2 separate regions of the Homo sapiens genome follow, and region 1 is linked to region 2. Evidence: read pairs that join two places in POLR2A ChIA-PET (ENCODE). Cell type or tissue: CD4-positive, alpha-beta T cell. All regions are shown on one strand. Links, peaks and the distances in the headings refer to the core of each region. The heading gives the core; the rest is flanking DNA. Region 1 overlaps LOC105372666 (a long non-coding RNA gene). Region 2 overlaps LOC105372666 (a long non-coding RNA gene).

The links. Peaks named below come from ENCODE experiments on the same cell type or tissue, not always from the same donor. Only the 100,000 strongest peaks of a DNase experiment are listed, where the experiment ranks them.
Region 1: POLR2A ChIA-PET joins it to region 2 with 17 read pairs; 5 of 35 experiments call an interaction of 5 or more read pairs at or near these places.

The regions. Positions count from the first base shown.
Region 1 is chr20:52,403,448-52,415,934 of GRCh38, reverse strand. All of the region lies in intron 4 of LOC105372666 (a long non-coding RNA gene), which reads right to left. Among named protein-coding and RNA genes, the nearest start is that of LINC01524, 210 kb to the left of the region's middle. In CD4-positive, alpha-beta T cell, for the core only: no CTCF peak of the experiment used is centred there; DNase peaks (open chromatin) are centred at 5,564 and 10,274; H3K4me3 peaks cover 558 bases; H3K27ac peaks cover 4,642 bases.
Region 2 is chr20:52,304,323-52,316,809 of GRCh38, reverse strand. LOC105372666 (a long non-coding RNA gene) reads right to left here. Exons shown (of 17, transcript XR_007067652.1): 3 at 11,819-11,855. Among named protein-coding and RNA genes, the nearest start is that of ZFP64, 120 kb to the right of the region's middle. In CD4-positive, alpha-beta T cell, for the core only: a CTCF peak has its summit at 4,480 (motif pointing left); a DNase peak (open chromatin) is centred at 4,469.

The DNA of each region.
Region 1 (12,487 bases), core at 2,362-10,361, 98 kb before region 2:
ATCTGGAGTGCTTGTTAAAAATATGTATTCCCAGGACCCTCCTTCAGAGAGTCTGATGCAGAGATTGGAGCAGACAGCCTGGGAGCTCCTGCTGTTATAAACTTGCCTCAGGTTTCTGATCATCAGGTAAGTCTGGGAAACATCCATATGGGACTATGGATCCCAGAAGTGGCTGAGCCCCAGAATTGCCTGGGATGCCTTTTAAGCATCCGATCATCTGGTCCATTTGGAAGCCGTCTTTTGGGCTATGTTTCTCAAAATTGTATGTGCACAGGAATCACCTGGGGATCCTGGAAAAAAATGCAGATTCTGATTCAGCAGGTCTGGGGTGCAGCCTGAGATTCTGCATTTTTAACAAGCTCCCAGGTAATACTGCTGTTGAGAGTCAGCCAGGACCGACTACATAATTTGTGAGGCTCAGTGTAGACTAAAAAATGCTGGCCCCTTTATTCAAAAAGCAATTTTTAGAAATGTTTCTTTGTGGTCTCTCTCTCCATCTGCCTTGGTGTTTTCTAATTTGCTTTGTAATGTTGTTCTTTCTTGGACACAGGGATGCTCATGAGATAAGTTCACTGGAGTGAGGCCCCATCAAGACAGAGGGCAGCAGCCGTCACTGGACAGTGTCAGGAAGTGGGGAGCCAAGAAGCCATCCAGGGAGTGGACAGGGAGCAGAAGGCAGGAACTAACGTGAGCTGAGGCTCCAAGTTCCGGGCACAAGTAATGTCCCTTTGGATGTCACTTACAAAACACAAATAAACATAGAATTACAAATCTCAAGGTGGCAACCACAGAGCATTAAACCTCAAGCATGCAGCCACTTCCAAGTGCAGGACTCTGCGCTGGTTGCAAGCCCACAAAAGCTGACCACATTTTGAGTGGCAAGGATTTGGCGGACTCAAGTACCCATTCATTGAAAAATAGTGACCCCAACCCATTAGTATCCATAAAGATAGAGTGTTCTCTCTTTTGGTTACAAACACAACTAGGGATGGGAGAAATTGTTTTAAAACTGTCTTCCATAAAGGAGTCCTTACAGACACACAAACGAAATTTAAAAGCAAGGACAATTTTTGGCCTGGCACAGTGGCTCACGCCTGCAATCCCAACACTTTGGGAGGCCGACGTGGGTGGATCGCGAGATCAGGAGATCGAGACCATCCTGGCTAACACAGTAAAACCCCATCTCTACTAAAAATACAAAAAAAATTAGCCAGGCGTGGTGGCGGGCGCCTGTAGTCCCAGCTACTCAGGAGGCTGAGGCAGGAGAATGGCGTGAACCCGGAAGGCGGAGCTTACAGTGTGCCAAGATCGCGCCACTGCACTCCAGCCTGGGTGACAGAGCGAGACTTTGTCTCAAAAAAAAAAAAAAAATCAAGGACAATTTTCATATAAAGAATAGCACTATGTACACTAAGACTAAAGGAGACAGTATAGAATGGTGCCTCAGTGTACTAGCTCTGGGACCAGATAGGCTGAGTTGAAGCTCTGTGGATCTTGGGCAAATTATTTAACCTCCTTATCCCTCAACTTTTCACCTATAAAAGCCAATGATGAAGCTATCAACTACCACCTAAGATCCTTGTTAGGATTAATAAATTAATACCCATAAGGAACTGAGGACAAGTACTAAATATGAGCTTTTAAAGATAGAGGTGGTAGAGCAAGATTGGCTGATTGGGCCAACAACCCATCACCTGTTTTGTAAGCAAAGTTTTATAGGAACACTCATTTGCTGTGGTTTAGATGTGGTGTGATCTCCACCAAAACTCATGATGACATTTGATGCCCAATGCAGCAGTGCTGGGAGGTGGGAAGTAGTGAGAGGTGTTGGGGTTATGTCCATGGAGCTCACATGAATAGACTAATGCCCTCCCACAGGGGTGAGTGAGTTCTCGCTCTCACAGGAATGGACTAGTTTCTCCAAGAGCGGGTTGTTAAAAAGAGCCTGGCTTGGCCGAGTGCGGTGGCTCATGCCTGTAATCCCAGCACTGTGGGAGGCTGAGACCGGTGGATCACAAGGTCAGGAGATCAAGACCATCCTGGCTAACATGGTGAAACCCGGTCTCTACTAAAAATACAAAAAAATTAGCTGGGCATGGTGGCAGGTGCCTGTAGTCCCAGCTACTTGGGAGGCTGAGGCAGGAGAATGGCGTGAACCCGGGAGGCGGAGCTTACAGTGAGCCAAGATTGCGCCACTGCACTCTAGCCTGGGCGACAGAGCAAGACTCCGTCTCAAAAAAAAAAAAAAAAAAAAAAAGAGCCTTGCTCTGTCTCTAGTTTCTTCTCTTACCGTGTAATCTCTTTGCACACACCTGCTCCCCTTCCTCTTTCCACCATGAGTGGAAGCAGTAAGAGTCTTCATCAGATGCAGTTGCCCAATCTTGAAGCTTCCAGTCACCAGAATTGTGTGCCAAATAAACCTCTTTTCTTTATAAATTACCCAGCTTCAGATATTCTATTATAGCAACACTAAACCACTTGTGTGCATATTATCTACGGCTGTTTTGTGCTACAGTGGCAGAGCTGAACAGATGCAAGCCTAAAACAGATACTCTCTGGCCCTATACAGAAAAATGTTGTGACTCCTATGATAGAGTATAAAATCATGGATTTCAAAATCCAGTTTTCAGGAGTTGAAGGTTTCACATAGGCGACTTAACCTTCAATTTTTTAAAACTAGGTCTAAGCCCTCTTAAAATTGTGAAGAGCAAATATGTACTCTCAAATATGTTGTAAATCATCCTGTAACGCCACTGAGGTCACTATCATTCTAATTTGAACAGTCAGACTAAGAGGATTTTGTGCAGACTTTGGAATAAACCCTTCAAATAACGTTGGGAATATATTTAAAGTACCTGTAAAAGCATCATGGTTTATGAAGCCTGTAACTCTGCCCTGATCTTTCTCAAATGTTCTGGGCTGCACATGTCCACTCCCATAAATTCATGCAAGCAAATGCACAGGCACAAAACATGCAAGACATCAGCACCTAAATGGCAGGTGAAGAACAGATGTATCTGCTCAGAGTGGGCACAAGAGAACAAATAACAGGATGTTCAGAGAGAATATTGTTACCAGTTGAGTTATGGCTAACATATTTGTCCATTTTCTTAGTCCATTTTCTGTTGCTATAACAGAATACTACAGAGTGGGTGATTTATAAAGAATAGAAGTCTATATGGCTTATGTTTCTGGAGGCTGGGAAGTGTAAGAGCACATCACTGGCATCTAGTGAGGCCCTTCTTACTGTGTCATAACATGGTGGAGGGCATCACACAGCAAGAGGGCAAGAGTATGTCAACTCAGGTCTCTCTTCCTCTTCTTATAAAGCTACTAGTCCTCTCAATGGGGCCCCACCCTGATAACCTCATCTAATCCTGATTACCATCCAAAGGCCCTGCCTCCAAATACTATCAACATAAATTTGGGGATTAGGTTTCCAACGCATGAACTTCTGGGAGACAGATTCAAACCATAGCAGTGCTCATTACACCAACAACAACTCAATGAGATAAACATTATTTTTATTTATTTATTTATTTATTTATTTATTTATTTATTTATTTTGGAGACGAGGGTCTCGCTCTGTCGCCCAGGCTGGAGTGCAGTGGTGCAATCTCGGCTCACTGCAACCTCCACCACCCAGGTTCAAGTGATTCTCCTGTCTCAGCCTCCTGAGTAACGGGGATTACAGGCGCATACCATAACGCCCGGCTAGTTTTTTGTATTTTAGTAGAGACGGGGTTTCACCATGTTGCCCAGGCCGGTCTCGAACTGCTGAGCTCAGGCAATCTGCCCACCTCAGCCTCCCAAAGTGCTAGGATTACAGGCGTGAGCCACCGTGCCTGGCCAACATTATTATAATCTCCATTTTACATGAAAGAAAACCAAGGTTTAAAGAGGTTATGTAACTTGCCCAATGTCTCACAGCTGTTAAGTGGTAAAGCCAGGGTTTGAACAGGCAGTCTAGCACCAAAGCAATCCTCTAACTCAAGTGTCAACAACAAATGTTTTTTTAAATGGTCGCCAGATAGTATTTTCACCTTTGCAGGCCACACAGTCTCTGTTACAAATATTCAATTCTGCTGTTGTAGGGAAAAGCAGTCATAGATGATATCTAAATAAATGAGTGTGGATGTGTTCTAATAAAACTTTACTGACAAAAACAGGTGGCTGGCTGGATTTGGCCCACTGGCTGTGGTTTGCCTACTTGTGCTCTAACCACTAATGTAGACTGTTTCTAATAATGTCTATCAGGTGACTGAAATATGTCTGAGCACACAATAGGAGTGGAATAAATAATCATTAATATTATTGACTACCATTATGAAAATAAGAACAATTGCATGCCTTTGATTGCACTAAACAGTCAACTCAAGCTGTCTTTATTTTTTTTTTTTTTATAGCTACATTCATTTCTGAGCTGAAAGGCTTCTTCATGTAATTTCATCTTGCCGCCATCCAAGAGGGGGATGCTACAACACAATCCTCCTCTCCGATGGGATTTTAGTCAATCACATCTACAATACAGCTTGACCTCTGCTTTCAACTGGGGCAGGCGTGGACGCTGGGGATGGCTCCTGGGTCACAGCACAGCAAGCTGCTGCCATGCTCAAGGCAGTAATCAGCTCACGGATTTCAGCCCAACTCCTGGGGGCTGGAGATGCCAAAATGTGCCCCAAACTACCTGTCAGCAATTAGGAGCCCAGGAAACAGGGACTAGGCTTGCCTGATGGGAAGACATTTAAAGCATCAGAAAGGCTGACAATCCTCACGTAAGGGTGGGCCTGGTGTGGGGGTGGCAAAAGGGCGACTCATAAACCACCAAATGACAGAGTCCAAATTGCTCCATAATGATGATGCGATGCATCCCTTGACACCAGGGATGAAGTCGGACCACATGTAACAGAAGCCAACAGAAATTGAGAAAAGCTCGGTGTCAGATGAAAAGCAGTGATCAGTCTCGACAGGATCTGTTCTACTCCATTTTACCCGGTGCACGTTCTGGAAGCAAACACCCGCCAGCAGTGTATTCTTTTTCCCCCAAAGTTCAACGGGTGAGATGTGAACACAGGCAGTAAAAAGCCCTGAATGTCTGTGGCTTGTAGGGGTCGTAATTCTTTCTCACAAAGTTACCTTTCCTGTTTCTATGAATTACTCTTACATTCTTGTAAGAGATATGGTTTGAGGTATTTATGGTGCATTCAATTCAGCTATCATTGATTTATTGAACGAAACCAGCTCGGGGATATGATGGAAAGGCCCCAATTCCAAAAACTCTTACATCTCCGCACGAAGAGCATTTTCTGCCCTGTTGGCCTCCTGCAGATGACCAGCCGAGATAAACAGAGGGCACCCACTCTCTGTTGCAATGTGCATGGTGATGTGAAGGAATCAATCAGACAAAAGCAGATTATTACAGTGTCTGCGAGAGATCAAACAGTGCTGGCATTCGCACCCACACACGCCTGATTTACAGGCGAGCTGATAAAGTGCTGCAGCTCACTGTCAGGAGAACATGACAACTCCTTGAGCTTGTGGATAAATTATTGCTGAAGCCCATGATAACATTTCTCCACCTAGCAACCAAACATAACAGGATGTGGCTTTTAGTACGAGGAGCCAAATGATACAAAGACAAGACGCCCAGGAGCTCTCAGAGCTCTGAAGGCACATTCTAAGATGCAATTGTGAAATCGCAGCCTCGTGAAAACACATGTGAAATCTATTTTGTAATTAATAACCATGCAGAGGATACCCAGACCTTTCCTATCCATGCAGATGCAAAGAAGAATGTGCCCTCTTTTATGATGAATATTGCTGGAGCCAAAAGTTATCTCCCTCTGAGCTCTGTGCCTGGGACTGTGCTGCTTTATGTGAATCCAAGTGGGGCCCCAAAGTGTGGAACCTGTCCTGTATACCTGCTGATAAGTGCAGTCAACTTGGAGTCAGCTGGGCCCATAGAATAAAACAACATTGAATCCCACAGTGAGAAAAATTGCCCCCTTTCTGGTTCTTTATTGACTTTCCCAATAACATCAAGGAGGGCTGCAGTGTGGCACTAGTATGTCTCAAACACCCTCTAAAAGTGAAAAATGTATTTTTTAAACAAAGAAAGGGAGACTGTGTCTAGCTAGAATTTGTAAAAACCAACATTGTTTAGCTTTCACAATTTTCATTCAAGTCACCATCTTTTCCATGTGACATTGTTTTCCAACTAATGGAGGTGATATCCAGTGTCTGTTTAAAACAAATTTACTTGAGACATGAACCGTATGAGGGCAGGAACTTTTGCCCTATTTGTAAACTGCTAGACCCTCGAAACCTCAACAGTTTCTAGAAAATAGACTGTCAATAAATATTTATCTAATGAAATTTATTAAACGAAAATATCAAGTAAGTGATAGTAGAAATGGTGCCAACGTAGCAGGATTTGTGATGAGCGCACAAGATGAGATAGAAACATAGCAAAATACGTGAAAGTGGTACTCAAACAATTAGTGTTGACGAATGGGACAAATGCTCCTTTGATGTTCTTTGTAAGCCTATGAGGCAGGAACTATTATTTACTTTTCAGGTAAGGAAAATGATACTCAAAGATATTAGGTAACTCATTCAGAACCACAAGCCTCTATGTGGCCGAATATGAATTCAGCCTGAGCACCTAGTCTTAGAGGTAAGCTCTGAGGTGCTCCATTCAACTTCTTCCCTCTCACCTAAAGAACTACATTGTGAAGTATCTGCTATTGCCCCCTCTTCACATGAAAGAAAACTGACTTTAATGAACCTGCCCAACATCATGCGGTGATCACGGGCTGGGATTCAAACCCAGGACTGCTTGGCTGACGGCTTCCACTAGGCTATTCTGTCCTCAAAGAAACTTGCCCCAAATGATCATACAAGCAGCTAGAAATTAGATTTTAACTGGTATCTAATTAAAACTCTGGGTCACACCTACCTTGAGTGCTCTAAATGTGTTCCAGAGAACAGAAACATCATTTGATCAATAAAACAGAAAATTAGCTCAGCACCTAAATGCATTTGAGACACTGCTTATAATTGCCAAGAACAGTGGCCAAAGGTAAAAGCAACTTCAGTCATGCTTGTTTTACAAACACACAAATAGCCACTGGTACAAAAGGGAAAACTTAGTCCTTTCCTTACCTTTTATCTGCAGGTACCAAGATAAGCAGCTATTATTGGTAATGAGGAAGGAACCATGCTACAGCTCCTTGGGAGGGGAAAAACGAGCAAAGGAACTAAGAATCCCATTAAAGTATAATCTTCAATTTTAAAAAAGCATGACTCTCCTACAAATATACAATGAATACATGTCAAAAATTTTATTTAATTCATTAATTAATGAAGAAACAAACATAATGGTAAGGTTGGTTAAAAGGAGAAATTGAGGAATGAGGATTTATATCGTAAGTTGGCCAAAAGGATGCAGAAATAAATGTGCTAACAGAGTCAAAACTGGGTAATGTTGTATAGGGTCACTAAACTATCACCAAGAGGAGTTATTTTTCTCCAAGACAGAAAACATAGTTAACATACAACTTAAAGTATCTGGTTCTAACCAAATAGCAAATTGCAGCTAAACACAGGTGCATTCTTCTATATAATCAATCTTGGGTGAATTTTTTCAACACTCACACTGAAAGGACATGGACTCATTCTCAGCTTTATTTGCAAGTTTTGGATAATTTTTTAAATCATTTCATCAAGTTTTCACTATTATTTCTGCTGTCTTTGTGTGTATAGGAATGTAGTGCCCCACTAAAATTCTGATTCAATAGATTTGCAATGGGGCCTCAGAAAGTGTATTTTAAGAAGCTCCCAATGTGATTCTATTGCTGATAGTCTATAATCATATTAAGAAATAACCAGTTAAGGCCAGGCGCAGTGGCTCATGCCTGTAATCCCAGCACTTTGGGAGGCCGAGGAGGGTGGATGACGAGGTCAAGAGATTGAGACCATCCTAGCCAACACAGTGAAACCCCATCTCTACTAAAAATACAAAAAAATTGGCCAGGCATGGTGACATGTGCCTGTAGTCCCAGCTACTCAGGAGGCTGAGGCAGGAGAATTGCTTGAACCCAGGAGGCAGAGGTTGCAGTAAGCTGAGATCGTGCCACTGCACTCCAGCCTGGGAGACAGAGCAAGATTCCATCTCAAAAAAAAAAAAAGAAAAAAGAAAGAAAGGAAGAACCAGTTAAAGTGATTTAAATTATAACTTTTGGCAAGTGACTCAATGAAAGATGCTTTCATTTGCAAGAAATGAAAACTTAGACAAACTGGTTTCAAGAAGGAAAAAACTTTAACATCATAAAGATAAGAGGTAATGGGGGCTCTGGGGTAGTAGATTCAGTAGCTTAGGGATGTCTATATTAGCGAGGTAGACTCCGCCCTCCCTCTACATCTTCCTGGAGCTATTGGCAAGATGGCTGTAGCAACTGCATGTGTCACTTCCTGGCCCAATATATAGGGAAAGAAGGGAGACTTCCTCTTACTGTGCAGTCTCTCTTCGCAACACTTTCCCAGAAAACCCCAATCCCAGTAGATCTCCCTCCACAACTCATTAGCCAGGATTTACCAAGTGGTCATTCCCCCAAGCCAGTCACTGGCAAGGGGAATCTGAATGGGAATTCTTGACACCAATCAGGGTGTACTGAAAAACTGGAGTGGGGTTGGCTTCCCTTGAGGCAACTGAGCTAATGTGGAAGGCATGGACATCTGAACAAAATTAGCATTGTTTTAGAAGGGAAGTAGAGGTGGGTGTGGGGAGGAAATTAGTCCAGTAACTGACAGAGTCCAGAATTAGTGTATTTTTAAAAAAAAAAAGTTACAAGCATGATCTTAAAATTAGGTTGCATCTCAGATGTGTGGACAACAGCAAAGACATGGAATCAACCTAAATGCCCATCAGTGGTAGACTGGATAAAGACAACGTAGTACATATACATCATGGAATACTACATAGCCATAAAAAGAACAAGATCATGTCCTTTGCAACAACATAGATGGTGCTGGAGGCCATCATCCTAAGCGAACTAATGCAGGAACAGAAAACCAAATCCTGCATGTTCACACTTACAAGTCAGAGCTAAACACTGAGTACACGTGTACACACAGAAGGGAACAACAGACACTAGGGCCTACTTGAAGGTGGAGGGTGGGAGGAGGGAGAGGATCAAATAACTACCTATTGGGTACTATGCTATTACCTGGGTGATGAAATAATCTGTACACCAAACTTCCATGACATGCAATGTACCTATATGACAAACCTGCACATGTACCCTTGAATCTAAAAGTTAAAAAAAAAAAAAAGAAGAAGAAGACGTGTGGGCAATTACCGTGATGCAATAGAAACCTCCAAGAAAACTGCCAGGCAAGCTAACCCAGAGGTCACAGAATACAATGGTTCACAGGCCAAAGTAAGATGCTCGAATCACAGTTTAATAATTCAATTCAGAGCATATATCAAGAAACAAGGAGAAAACAACAAAAATAACCCAATTTAAAAATGGATCGAGGACATGAATAGACAATTCTCCAAAGATACAGAAATGGCCAATAAGCATAGGAAAACATGTTCCACATCATTAATCATAAGAGGAACGCAAATCAAAATCACCTTGAGACATCACCTCACATCCATTAGGATGGTCACTGTCAAAAGAACAGAACATAAGTGTTGGCGATGTTGCAGAGAAACTGAAACCCTTGTGCATTGTGAGTGGAAATGGAAAATGGTGTAGTCATCATGGAGAACAGTAAAGAGGTTCCTCAAAAAATTAAAAACAGAATTACCATATGATCCAGTAATCCCACTTCTGGTGATATACTCAAAAGAATTCAAAACAGGATCTTGAAAAGATATTTGTACACCCATGTTCACTGCAGCAGTATTCACAATAGCCAAGAAATGGAAGCAACCCAAATGTCCATCAATAGATGAATAAAGAAAATGTGCTATATACATACAATGGAATATTATGCAACCTTAAATATGAAGGAAATCCAGTCACATGCTGCAACATGGATGAAACTCAAGGACATTATTCTAAATGAAATCCCAGTCACAAAAGGACAAATGCTACATGATTCCACTGATATGAAATATTTAAAGCAGTCAAAATCATAGAACCAGAAAGTAGAAAAGTAGTTGCCAAGGGCTAGGGGAGGGGAAGGGGAAGTAGTGGTTAATGTGTATAGAGTTTCAGTTTTGCAAAATGAAAAGCTCTAAAAATCCATTGCATAACAATGTTAATACATTTAACACTATCGAGTATAGATAAAATTACATAATGTCTGAGATTTGCTGCAAAATAAGCCAATGTTTTGCAATTCAGATCAACAAACAGTACTTGAGCTTATGCTAAGTAGAATTTTGCAAACTGAGAATCATGACTCATTAGTAGGTAAACTGATTTGGTGAACTGTGACCAGAACATTTTTAATGACAAATAGAATAGAAAATATGAGTGCATGACATCCTGTCATGGCAAATTTTATTCCATGAAACTTTTGTTTTGTGTGTGTGTGTGTGTGTGTGTGTGTGTGTGTGTGTTGAACACATATAATACATCATGATGTAAAATTGTTTCTTACTGTGGGTTGCAGTTAATAAAGACTGAAGATCACAATTGAAAGCAAAGTCCTAATCACTGATGGGCACATCAGAGACAAGAAAAAATAAGACATAGTTCACGTTTTCTAGAAGAGACAGACATGAATAGATATACAGTATGGAATTCTAAGAGCTCTGCTAACTGAGAGCCAAGAACTGTGAGAAGACAATGGAGCTATTGACTAACTTTAGCCTGGGCTTCACAGGAAAGATAATACATGAAATGAGTGTTGAAAGATGAAAAGGATGAAAAAGAGTGAAAAAGCTATCTCTCAGAGGTGGAATAAAGTAGCACAGAGGTCTAAACACATACATGGTATATTTGGGCAAAAGAAAGCAATTTAGTGAGGCTAGGAGCCTATCGATTTGGGGTCTGTAAGCTCAATGTGGTAACCAAGGATGGGAAGAAGTTGATGATACTGAGGAAATGCCCTTAATTTGAGAGGTTACAAATACGTCATTTCTCCTTTGATGATCTCCACCGTTGATAATCTCTTCACCATCTTATTTGCCTAATCTACAATTGCACATCAAAGTCAAAGAATTTCCACTTTGAATCCTCTGATACAGCAATTTCACCCCTGGGATGCATACAAGGAATCATACTGAATGGGCACAATTACTTAACTATAAACGTTCATTTACAACATTACACTAAATGGCAAAATACTGAAAAGAACCAAATGTTTAATGACAGATATTGGGTAAATAAAATTATGGCCCATCTATAATACACATTCAATTTTAAAATTTGATAAAAAAGAATATTTTAACCTGGAAACATGTTCACAATATATTGCTAAGTTAAAGATACAGCATGCTAAAAAAGATGTACAAACAATTCCTGTTTCACAGAAGAAAATAAAAATAATCCTAAAAAAAGACTCTCTATACTTCCAAATGATTTATTTGTATGATGGAATTATAGGAGATTTTTACTTTTGTCCTTGTTCTTTTCTCTCAATTCCATGAATAAAATTTTCTTCCATATACAAAAAGACTTAAAACATTTTTAAAACAGCAAAATCATTACAAAATAGAAAGTAACCTAGAAGTATGTTCTCTATTATTAATCAGAAAAGGCAAGTGAAAAATAGTATTACATTATGGTATTTTTCAAGAGCTAGAGATTAGGTCGATTATTTTTCTTCTTTTTACTAATCAAAATTTTGTATATTTTCCACAGAAAATATATTCTTTTATTATTTTATTATTTTAAAAATAATTGCTTCTTTAATTCTAACAAGGAATCTTTGTCTCCTTAGAGCTTTAGGGAAGGGAGTTGTTATGGTCTATACCCCAAAATCAATCACTTGTGTTTAAATCAGCTTATGTGGATATTGTCTTACAAATTCAAACACATTCTGAGACTAATTTAAGACTTACAAAAACACTGATTAAAAAAAAAGCTAACACTGAATTTAAAAATAAAGCAAGAAGACTTTTTTAGAGTCTATTATTAAATCTTCAACCTAATGATCATGATTTTCCTCATTTTATTTTTAAAATCCATCACTCAAGATTGTTCATTGCATAAAAGGAGAAAAAAAGTGTGCAAAATGGTAGAATGATCAAATCATTCTAACTAGGATATGAGTTTCTTTTAAGACTGGGTCCAATGATAGAATTCTCAAAGATAAAAGCTCACTGGCATAGCTCTCAGAAAACACAAGGCATACACGTTACTTTTTCTACCAGTGACCGATGTGGTGCTCAATATTTCAGTACTGCAGTATTTTTCAGCACAAATTTGGGTAATTACATAATCGAGCTTCCTTAGCCCTTCTACTGCCTCTTCAGCTGTTACCTTTCCCCTGGCTTCTTATTTTTTTCCTAAAAACAGACACAAGT
Region 2 (12,487 bases), core at 1,440-9,439:
ACATTATGCTCCCACTGGCTCCAGTTAACGTCCCAGAATTCTCACTACTTGGGTCTGCACATTCATCCCACGGTCCTTCTTTGAAGCTGGGGGTATGCTCTCCTCTGATTAGCCAGGCCTGTGTCACATGTCTATCCTTAGCCCTGCCCACCTTCTCCCTCCACCTTTTCCCTCTCATCTGCCCACCCTCCCTTCCCAAATCAAATAAGCAAACTCTTCTCTTTGTCTCATGCAGAAAACTTTTGCTCTTTCCTGTAACCCTCTTTTCTCAACAACTTTAAGATTTCTGGGGTCTCACATTCTGCCCCAAGTACATCTAAAACTTTGTATTTCCCCAAATAAAGACAATTTTCATGCCTTTAAAAATTCCTAGTGCCACCTCTCAGAAAAGTTTTTTCTCGTTCCTACATTATTAAATTCCTGATCACTTTAACCTAAACAGCAAAAAGAAAGTATCTTTTTATATTTGCATAGGCAAATAATCAAAACAATTATATTTTGCCTAATGTTTTAAAATGTTTCCATTATGTAGACTAAACTTCAGAATATGAGAAAAGCTACACGAGACACTAGGGAAAAACTCATACAATTAAAATTCTGCTTTCTCAGATTTTAAAAAAAAGGGGGGCAAGGAATAAGGTAAGCCTTTGGACACATAAACCCTTGATTCTGCACCACTGGAGATTCTGAAACATTGAAAATAATAATGGCAACAGTGGTGATTATGATAATAATAATAAAGTATCTAGTATTTATTAAGCACTTACTATATACCAAGAACTCTGAAGAGCTATTTAATACATTATTACATTTGTTGCCCTAATTTAATTGAAATTAAAGAGTACGATTATCCCCATTTCACAGATGCAAAAGCTATAGTTGAGAGAAGTGAAGTGGCTTGCCCCAAATCCTGGAGCTAGTAAATAATGGAGCTGAGACTCAAACCTCCTTCATTCCAACTTCAGACTCCAAGATTTGCAATCCTCACCCACGCTGCCTTTATTTTACCTGTCTGATCCTGATAGTTTATCACATCCACCCTTTTCTAGATATTTCTATGAAACCATATCACCTTCCAGTTCTTGCAAAGACTGGCCCTGTGCCTGGGCCTTTGAAAAATTAATTGAGTTTCCAAGATCATTTTACACCTGCTCACTTCGGTTCACTGAGGAAAAAAAAATTCATATCCACATGAAGCAATTGCATGTCCTCAACCTGCTTTCACTGCCTACATGTCTGCTTCTGGGCACAGAGATGTTCCTTTCAATGCGAATAAATACACGACTCTGCCTTACAAACACAGTGGATGCAATTCTCACTCTTTTCTCCTACCAGCAAGTCATCTGTGGAATATTGGAGAACAGGAAATTTTCATAACTGTGGACGCTTTTGATCCTAGAATTGGTAGGGAATAAGAATGTATTATGCAAAGCCAAAAACCATAGAGTAAGCTTTCTTAACCTTGCCACTATTGAGATTGCTGGCCCCATAGTTCTGTACCGGGGCACGGGGGCAGGCTGTCCTGTGCATTGCAGGATCTATAGCAGAATCCCTGGCTTCTACCCACTAGATGCCAGTAGCACTCCCACTCAGTCGTGACAACCAAAAATGTCTCCACACATCATCAAATGTCCCCCTGGGGACAAAATCACCCCTGGTTGAGAACCAGAGCCATAGAGCTTCAAAATATCCAACCAAAGTCTGCTATTTGCAAAAGACCCCATTTTGATCCCAATCTCTCTGTTTCCCGAGAGAATGATTTTACATTAGCATATCAGCATTTCCATGCTGAACCTGCAGCAGAAAGAAAGAAAGAGAGAGAGAGACAGAGAGAGAGAGAGAGAGAGAGAGAGAGAGAAAGAAAGAAAGAAAGAAAGAAAGAAAGAAAGAAAGAAAGAAAGAAAGAAAGAAAAAGAAAGAAAGAAAGGGAGTTCTCATTGTTCAATTCCCACCTATGAGTGAGAACTTGCGGTGTTTGGTAAATGACAAGTTAATGGGTGCAGCACACGAACATGGTACATGTATACATATGTAACAAACCTGCACGTTGTGCACATGTACCCTAGAACTTAAAGTATAATAAAATATATATAAAAAGAAAGAGAGAAAGAGATAAAGAAAGAAAAAGAAAGAGAGAGAGAAAGAAAAAAGAGAAAGAAGGAAGGAAGGAAGGAAGGAAAGAGAAAGAAAGAAAGAAAAAGAAAGAGAGAAAGAAAGAAAGAAAGAAAGAAAGAAAGAAAGAAAGAAAGAAAGAAAGAAAGAAAGAAAAGAAAAGAAAAGAAAGAAAGAGAAAAAGAGAAAGAGAAAGAGAAAGTCAGGCATCTAGTGGCCCTGCAACTAGGGAATGGCACAGAGTCCAGCAATGCCCAGCCCCAAATTCCCAGCAGCACAGAAGGGTCCTCCCCACCTGCTGGAACCTGTGAGGGGCCACTCTGCCATTTCACCTCAACAGCTCCTCTTGCCCAGTGGGTTCAAATTCACCTGGGTCCCACAATTTTCATGCTTTGATGCAGGAAGCACACGAAAAACGATCCTGAATATCACAGACATTCTGGCTTTTCATCTTCAGAGTCCAAGAAACTGAAAACAAAAACTAAATTTTCTGTAGCTTTCTAAAATCTATTTTCACGTTTTCTTCCTGGCTACCTGATGGCTTGCATCGGGATTTCTCAGCCTGGGCACTATTGATATTTGAGGCCGAATAATTCTTTGTTGTGGGGCTGTATTTTTTATTATGGGATGTTTAGTAGCGTGCCTCGTTTTTACTCAATTGATGCTACAGGCCCCCCACCACCTCCACCCCCGCCCGCAGTTGTAACAATCAAAAATGTCTTTAAAGGTCCCCTGGGAGCAAAACTGTTCCTGGTTGAGGACCACAGGATTACACAGATTTCTCTTTCCCAACTATTCTGTTTGGTTTTCCCAGATATTCCATTGTTGACTTTACCCAGCCTCCAACGCAGGATCCCAGGAGCCATTTAATTTTTAAATCCTTGGTCAACCATTAATACATATATGTTGTATCTATAGCTGTACTCTATTAATAAATCCTTCCATTTCCTTTTGGAAGAGAGGAAATGATTTTCTGCAGGTTATCACAAAATATCGGCTTGCAGGACGTACCAGGAAGCCAAGGAGGCTCCTTTCTGGAGAGTTCGGCCACTCTCCCCAGCACCAGAGCGTGTGCTGCACTACCTAACCTTTGCAGCTGCACAACGATGATCCGTCATTTCAGAAAAATAGGGAAAGAGCCTCGAATCCTTACTGCCCTCTAGAGAAATTCCGGCAGAAGAGCTCAATCTGTCGCAGTCAGCAGAAAAACAACGCTGCCAGAGGCAACTGCGGCTGGCAGTTGTAAAGCAAACAATTTATTTGCTGAATTTTTTGAAAGACGAGTCTAGCAGACCCTTCCTTTACAATCTCACACCTGAACAAGAAGCCGATGTGGGCTGGCACGTTGACGCAATCATAATTTTGCCAATTCCAGGTCTACCGCCAACGCGATGATTTTATGCCCACTGATGAATCAAATTCTGATATTCTACAAAGTAACTGTAGATCATGTTTTAAATGCAAATTCTCAAGTTTATACAAATGTCTTCTCTAGCCTTTGTTTACTGGCCTACCAACGGTGATATAAACAAAGATTTCTTTTTCTTGCTCCTCAGAAAAAACAGGACTGAAAAAATATTCACTAATTCTTCATGTTTGTATTAGGTTTTGGTGGGTGAGGACTTTTGGACACATTTTGGAGTTTAGAGTGACTTTTTTTTAATCTTCTGGGGGTGGGGCATGGTGGCTCATGCCTGTATTCCCAGCACTTTGGGAGGCCAAGGCAGAAAGATCACTTGAGCTCAGGAGTTCAAGACCAGCCTGGGCAACGTAGTGAAACCTCATCTCTACAAAAAATGTAAAAATTAGCCAGGCGTGGTGGCCCATGTTTGTAGTCGTAGCTACTCAGGAGGCTGAGGCAGGAGGATCCCCCTTGAGCCCAGGAGGTTGCAGTGAGCTATGATTGTACTGCTACACTCCAGCCTGGCAACAGTATGAGATCCTATCTAAAAACAACAACAACAAAAAAAAATTTAACTAACTTTGGTTGCTGTTGTTTTGATAAAGACTTTCCTGTTACTTAATGGCCATCTATATTCCAAGGAGAGCTTCGTCACTGAGATTAAAGTGAGCTTTCCCTACCAAAGTCCTGAAAAAGTTGTGCCAGGTCTAACTCACGTTTCTAGCACAGCTGAACATCAAAAGAAGTAAGTTTGAAAAGTATATGCTTGAAGACATACACTAGATAGAAAATCTTGCAGGTTTAATCAGAACTTTCAAATCATTGTTTTCATTATGACAGGCAACAGCAAAAAATGCTGAATGTTTATGCCTAATGGGTTTGCCCTTTGCCAGACAAATCCTTTTAGCTATGGCAGGAAACATAATTTTTATGGGCTCTTGGAGAGAGTGCACACTGCCCTCTAATGGTGACATGTGCTCACAATTTTATGGGGTCCCTTGATCAGGTTTCAGGAGGCTCTAAGTAGAATGTTATTACCAAAGGTAGACCATAATCCTGTAGATTGATGGCAGCCAATGGTTATTTTTACTATTTCCATTTTTTCCACCCTCTTGACAAGGAAATAAGATATTTGGTCCTTTCCTTTGTTATCAATAGCTGTGAGAATAATTTTGCTAAGATGGAAATATGTCAGAGTAATACTTAGAATATTTGAACTCCATCAGGCACAAAATAATATGCACACACATACCACAGGTATAAACCCTCAATGAAATAATGGTTTACTGCAGAATAAAAGACATTTCTCTATGGATATGAACTATCAATAAATAAGCTACTAAGGTATCAGAAACTTTCAGATTCAAAATTAACAAAAATAAATAAATAAAATAACATGGGAGGGTGGGAGGATTTGGGGGTTTAAGGGATGCTTTAGCTAAAATCTATACAGATATTCTTTAAATGAATGAGACAGAAAATAGAATAAATTTTCCCCCAAGCCTTTTTGAAAGTCAAGATACAGATACTGGTTCATTTTGACCTCTTTCAAAATATATGAATTTATCATATTTAATTATTTTCATCTACCAAATGACAAATGCCTCCTAACTTTGCTAATTGCCCACAGCTAAGAAAGGGAAACAGGGGAGAATAAAAGCCAGCACATTCACTGTCACAGCAAAGCTCCTGGAACTGTATCCAAACAGGAGCTGTTGATCTGTGGAAATGTAAATGTCATTTCTAAATATAGCATTGGGAAGCCAGAGAATCAGCATTTCTATGGATGAAACACCTTTTTGGGAAGTAACACGTGCAAGCCAATGCTTCCCTATGACACATGAGAGAGACAGGAATCTTCCCGCCCAGCCCTGCATCTGCAGGGGCTTAGAAATGCCACGTGCGTGCACAGAACCCTGCTCATTCTCCCCGACTTCCTTAACCTGCTCCTGCACCAGACCGTGAATCAAAGCAAATCATCTCCTGTGCCTCTCCCTCCTTGTCTTAAAAAATAAAAAGCAGAATTTCATTCTGACGTGCATGAATTCCTTACGAGTTAGAGATGCTCTCAACCTCACAAATGAAACCTGAAGATAAAGCCATATGCTGGGCCTCACCAGTGAGTCTGTAACGGGGTGTGGGGATGACTACACAACCCTACACAACCATCAGCTACGAGGACCCAACCACTGGCCCTGGCCCTGACCATCATCTCAGCCTTGACCTCCGCTATTCTTTCCTCCCTCTACCACTCTGGAATGCTTTTAGGTTCTTGAATATGCCATCCTCTTTCCCTCCTGGGTCCTTTGTGCTGTTCTCTTTGCCTAAAATCTTCTCCTACACACTTTGCATTTTCTCTCATCTTTTTCACCTCGTATTATTTGTCACTTTCTAGCAGAAGCATTTGTGACATCCTTAACTATAAAAGGTCTCCAGGCCCCTTGGCTTTAGTCTGTTTCAGCCAGATTGAGTGTGCAACTTGTGCTCAGAAGGACCCCGGACTTCTTTAATGTTTGGCTATAGCCATTTAAAATTCTTAAGTTTTTTTTGAACGAGGGTTCATGCATTCTCATTTTTCACTGGGCCCCACATAGCCAGCCCTGATCACAGACCTTGGCTTTCCTCATAAAACAAAATTCTTAATTGTTGATTTGTCCATTTATTGGCAGTTGGGAGTGGATGGGGGGAGGCAGAGGGCTGGTCTATTTTCTCCATTAGGGCAGAAATCATGTCTGTCTTGTTTATTGTCTAATCCAGAGCTGTCCAGTAGAATTTTCTGTGATGATGGAAATGTTCTGTATCTTTGCAGTCCAATATGTTAGCTACTAGCCATCTGTAGCTACTGAACACTTGAAATGTACCTAATGCAAAGGAGGAACAATTTTTTTATTTTATTTCATTTTAATTAATGGAAATTAAAAGTTAAATAGCCTCATATGGCTGGTGGCTACCATATTGGACAGGTCTCACCCTAAGGCCTAGCCCAGCAACTGGTAAATGCACAGAGGATATTATGTTCTTTTTAAAAGCTCCATGGCAGTAATATGGCACTTTGACATGCATCAGAATTTCAAAAATTTAGGTATCCCTGTTCCCACCCTTTAAAACTCTGATATAAAAAATTTGCAAAAGGTCCAGGCCCCTGATATACCTCAAAGACTCAGGAGGAATCTCAATTGCTCAAATATGAGTATGTTCTATGGAAGAAGCTTCTTGGCATCAATTATTCAAATCTTTTTAACACTTCCAAGTCAAATAATAGCAATACAAAAATCACCCTTATGAGAATTTTGCTACCCAAAAAATGTTCCAGCCACAACTAATGGCTTATTTCAAGCAATACCTAACCCAATAAAATTCCAATGGAGAAAATACATTTTGATCACCCCTTTGGTTTTATTGTAATAAACTCTGACCTATTACTTAGACTTTGAGAGGTCAAGAGTGATAGATGGCTCTTTTGTCAAGACTCAGAAGTATTGATTAAATGTATTTATAACACCTGGCATTAGGTAAATGGCAGGACTTTATTAAGGAGATGTATAGAGCTCAATTAGGACAGTGAGAAAATAGGAATGTCTTTGTCCCTAAATATGGAGTGTATTTTTTAGTGACTTGATATAATCTTATTCTTTCTTCTCACACACAGACAGACAAAAATGTAAAAGGCTGTTAGTGTCCCAGCCCCCCTTGATGTACCTTTGTCTTTAACCATTATTGTAATTCGACCCTCTAACAAGAGCACTTTTTCCTCCACTGAGCTATCAAAGACACCTTCCTAATCAACATCACACACAGTAGCATAATAGATGGCACCAGAATGAACACAAGGATGAGCCGTAATTCACTCTGGGGCTCTGCTGATGTCATAAACTGCACGACCAGCTTTATGGAGAAAGGCTGAGCCCAGAAAGTGAATTCCGATCTCAGCTCACTCTGGGAGCCATCTGTTAAGGAAACAGATTTAAATGCCGACCTTTTCATCTCTGTCGTTTACAGAGATTTCAAACTTTTGCTGTAAAATTTAAACTTTCCAGCCATGAACAGATTAAAATTCCTTTCTGGAGGCACTTTTGGTTGTGTATTCCCTCTTTTAACGGACAAATAGATTAGTGGTCTTTCCACCCTATGCTATCAATCTGTTTAAAAAGAGACAAATGCGCTCTGCTCTAGTTAATGTTGTGGCTATGCATATCCGTTCCCAATGCCCTAACCCACCTCCCACTCCAAAGCCTGAAAAGACCAGTTATTCCCTTCCCAACCTCTTCCGCAGCAAGTGCTGGCCCATAGGGCCCAGTTCTAGTCAACGAGACATAAAGGAGTCACTTCTGAGAGTTTTCTCCTTGTTTCAGGGAAAGACGCATGTGAGGAAAGACCCTTTTTACTTGCTGCTCCTCCACTCTTAGGCCCACCCAGCTCTTCCAACTTTTCATGCACAAGTGAAGGTGCATTATCCAAAGCGGCAGCAGCCATCTTGAACCATGAAAAGACCTGAATAAAGCCTAAATGTCCACTGCTGAGGCAGAAAAACTGGAAGGATAGAAAAGTCTGGGTGCTTGACAGCCTTGCTGAGCTGCTGAGTTAACCATCTCTAGTACTACCTACCTCCAAGCTTCTTATTAAGTAAATATTTTACATTGAGGTTCTTCAGAAGCAGAGCCTGAGACGGGCATTTGGTGCAATTCATTTATAAGGGAGGTGATCCCAGACAGCACCCAGGAACAAGAAGGAAACCCATACAGAGTATGTTAATGAGGAAGTAACCCCTGTGGGCAACCAAGGCCCAGAACTGCTGGGGATATGCTTCAGTATTGCCCCACTGAGGGGCAAGAGAACTGGGATATGTACCTACCAACGTACATCTGTTATTTGTTGAGGACTGCTACTGAGAGTGCTAACTACCTAGAATTTCCCACCCAACCCAACAAGCATGCTCAAACAGCGAACAAAATCCATGAAGCAGAGAACCCCAGGTGCTTTGAGTAATAAGCCGGTGACCTGCAGGAGAACACTGTGTGTGGGGCCTCGGTGATCAGAGGGTATTGAAATTAGGCAAGACTCCAACAGCTTCTTTCAAAGTAACTATCTGTCAATAGTCTGTTATTTGTAGCAGAAATTGTTCCTAACTGGCATTACTGTGGAATTGTTCCTCTAAGTCATTCATACCCCTCACATTTATCTACAACTCCATGCCATGAAACAACACAAATGCTCATTCATTTAGCATTGGCTATGCATCCAACATCAGCAATGCAGTGGTGAACCCAATGAATGTGGTCCTTGCCTGTGTATGGCTTACCCTCTAATGGGGAAGATGGATACAGAACAAACACTCTCACACATCAAGTGATAACACAAGGCAAAGCAAAAGAATAATGAGGCCAGGTGCTGTGGCTCATGCCTGTAATCCCAGCACTTTGAGAGGCAGAGGTGGGTGGATCACCTGATTTCAAGAGTTCGAGACCATCCTGCCCAATATGGCAAAACCCCGTCTTTACTAAAAATACAAAAATTAGCCAGGCGTTGTGGCGCACACCTGTATCCCAGCTACTTGGGAGGCTGAGGCATGAGAATCACTAGAACCCAGGAGGCAGAGTTTGCAATGAGCCGAGATTGTGCCACTGCACTCCAGCCTGGGTGACCGAATGAGACTGGGCGAAGAAGAAAAAAGAAGAAAGAAGAAAGAAGAAGGGGAAGGGGAAGGAGAAGGAGAAGCAGCAGAAGCAGAAGCAGAAAAAGCAGAAGGGTGGGGGAGGGGAAGGGAGAGGCAGAGGGAGAAGAATAATGAAAGATTGCCACCAGTTTAGAATGTGAAGTCGGGGAAGGGCTTGTGAGTCAGGGACTGGAAGAATGAGTGGGAGACAGCCAGGAGGAAAAAGAGAATCTTTTCCACTAATCTTTACCACTAATCTTTGCAAAAATGGGGAAGAAGTGCCGTGGGATAGGACATGATAAAGGCCCCAAAAAGAAGGTCATTCGAATAACATCTTGTATGGAAAAAGAAAATAAAAATTGGCCCTACTCCAAACCTCATCACTAGGTTGGTTCGACTGAAAAGTAAGTTGAGTCATCATAGGAGCCATCATTTTCTCTAGAAGCAAACAAGTCAAGGCTAAACTAAACTAAATTCTGATCTTTTACTTCTCTGGACTAGAAGACAACTGTTTGAGGACTTTATTCTTTAGAAATAAAAATGATTATTCATAAAAAATTTTCTGGTGGGAAAAAAATCACCATTTCTGTACCACCACACATGGGCATTTCTATGCATCCACAGGTCAAGAAAGTCTGATTCTAGAACTCAGTGTCTGGAAATACCAGGTTCACAAACGTGCCCAGTGCCCTTGGGTGAGGCCTCCTTCTCTTTGGCCCTCATCCTTCCAATAGCTCTGAAGGCTTTTATGCAACTCCACCAAAAACCCAAGGGACTACAGTACACAATTTGAAAAATCTTAATATAAAAGATTTTTTTTTATTTCCTAATAGTAAGTCAAGACATATTTAAAGACATTGCTGATCATCTAAGTCAGGAGTCAGCAAACCATAGCTCTCTGGCCAAATTCGCCCCACCACCTATTTTTCTAAATAAAGTTTTATTAGAACATAGCCACATCCATTCATTTACCCGCTGCCCTTGGCTTCCTTCATGTGGCAGAGTTAAGTAATCATGACAGAGACTTGCAGGGCTTACAAAGCTTAACATATTAACTCTGGCTCTTACAGAAAGAGTGAGCCAACCCCTGACCTAAGTCATTGTTTGCAAAAAGAAGCATAAGACATGAATTCGGGCCAGGCACAGTGGCTCACGCCTATAATCCCACCACTCTGGGAGACCAAGGTGGGCAGATTACTTGAGGTCAGGAGTTTGACACCAGCCTGGCCAACATGGTGAAACCCCATCTCTACCAAAAAATATAAATATATATAAAACTTAGTCTGGTGTGGTGGCAGGTACCTGTAATCCCAGCTATTCGGGAGGCAGAGGCAGGAGAATCGCTTGAAGCGGAGGTTGCAGTGAGCCGAGATTGCACCACTGAACTCCAGCCTGGGTGACAGAGCGAGACTCCGTATCAAAAAAAAAAAAAAAAAAAAAAAGAACATGAATTCAAACCCCAACCCTAGCTTGTAACCAAGCCACAGGGTTGTAATGAAAGCTTGAAATAGTAAGAAGAACAAAAGGAAACCACAGCCTCTGAGAAGTGAAGGTAAGAAAGAGATATGGCTTGGAGCAGAGCATTTCCTCAGAACACCGGAACACACTGAGTCGGCCTGCAGCTGACTTGCCTCACCCCCGATCTGAGACACAGCACCAGGGGCCTCACCTGGCCTCCAGTGGGATCTGTCCCTCACTAGGCTCTTGGTAAGCTCTTCCATCCCGCACTTCCTGGCCTTCGGTGTTGTCTTTAACAGCATGGGCTTTGAGAGTCTTCCCTGAGCTTCGAACCTGGGAAGTTTCCCTCATCTACACTCTTGTACTGCTTCCCTTTTCCTCCAACTCCACTGGTCACTCTGCATTATATCTGGTGATTACTTGCCTGATAGCTCTGCAAGATTATAAGCTCCATGTGGTCAGGGCTACACCTGTCTGGTTCGCTGTTGCACTATTCCTGATTCTAAAACAGTTCCCAGCACATGGTAACACATAAATGGTCATTGAGTGTATTCCTTTGTATGAAAGTTTGGGGATGAAATAATGGAGAGGAATAATGTGATATAAATGTAACAAGGAGAATTACACATGGGCTGCCTTGGTATTGGTCCCTCACCCTATTCCCTTAAAGTATGCATGAGAGAGGGCCAGAAAGAGAGGCTAGCCTGTGCAAAGGCCCTGAGGCAGGAAGGAGCATGGGGCATTGGAGGAAAGGAAAATAGACCAGAATGGCTGGAGCAAGAAAGCCAAAGCAGAAGGCTACAGGAGAAAGTCAAGGCCACATCACACGGGACCTGGTATACCACGTTAAGGATTTTCAGTCTTATCCTTCTTCCATGGAAAGTTTTAACTAGGGTAGTGGATGATTCAGTTTGCACCACCAGCAGCAGAAGTTGTGAATTTACAGGCAGTAGATATGTGCACAACAGAATGCCTGACATTGCGTTAGATATTATGGATGTGTTCTTAATGAATCATTGTCCTTGCCCTAGGGATATTTTATGTAAGGAAAATACAATTACAGTTTGATAAGGGCTTCAGCAGAGTTAAGCTTAGGGGACCACAGAGCAAGTGCTTAAAAGGAGCCTCTACATTTTGCTTACATGCATGAAAGGAGGGGGTTCCTGTAAGAAACCTCTAGTATTTCTCCTTACCTGGGGGCAGAGAGTCATTCAACCCAACAGAAGTATTCTGTAGACAAAACAGATCATAATTATTAAGCCTCTGAAAACATGTGAGGTTGTACAAATAAACTGTTAATTTTTAAAAACCACAATACTAATTCTAATATATACCCAGGGATGGTAAATTTTCTCTGTGAAGGGCAAAACAGTAAATACTTTTCGATGTCACGAACCAAACAGTATCTATTGGAACTAATGAACTGCTGTTGTAGCATGATGTTTTCTATAGACGGCATGTGAGTGAATCGACACAGCCACGTTCCAATAAAACTTTATTTACAGCAGTAAGTGATGGGCCAAATTTGGCTCCTGGGCTGTAGTTTGCTGTTCTCTGATCTATTCTATATTATAATTATAAGCATATACGGGTGTGATCTTTATGAACATGGACGAATGGGAACAGAAGAATGGAAGCTCTCATCTCTTTGGGGATTGGGATTATCAGTTGGGTGGCTCTCTGCTATTTTTGTCTATTGATTTATTCTTCTGGGAATGCCACCCTGATTGGGTAGGAGGGAGTAGAGAACTACTTGTCCATCATCTTTAACTCACTGAGTCCAAGAAATTAACCCACCCTTAGATCCAAAGTAGGGCACATACCCGAGACCTGACCGCCCCCTGCCCCCACCACCCTGGTCA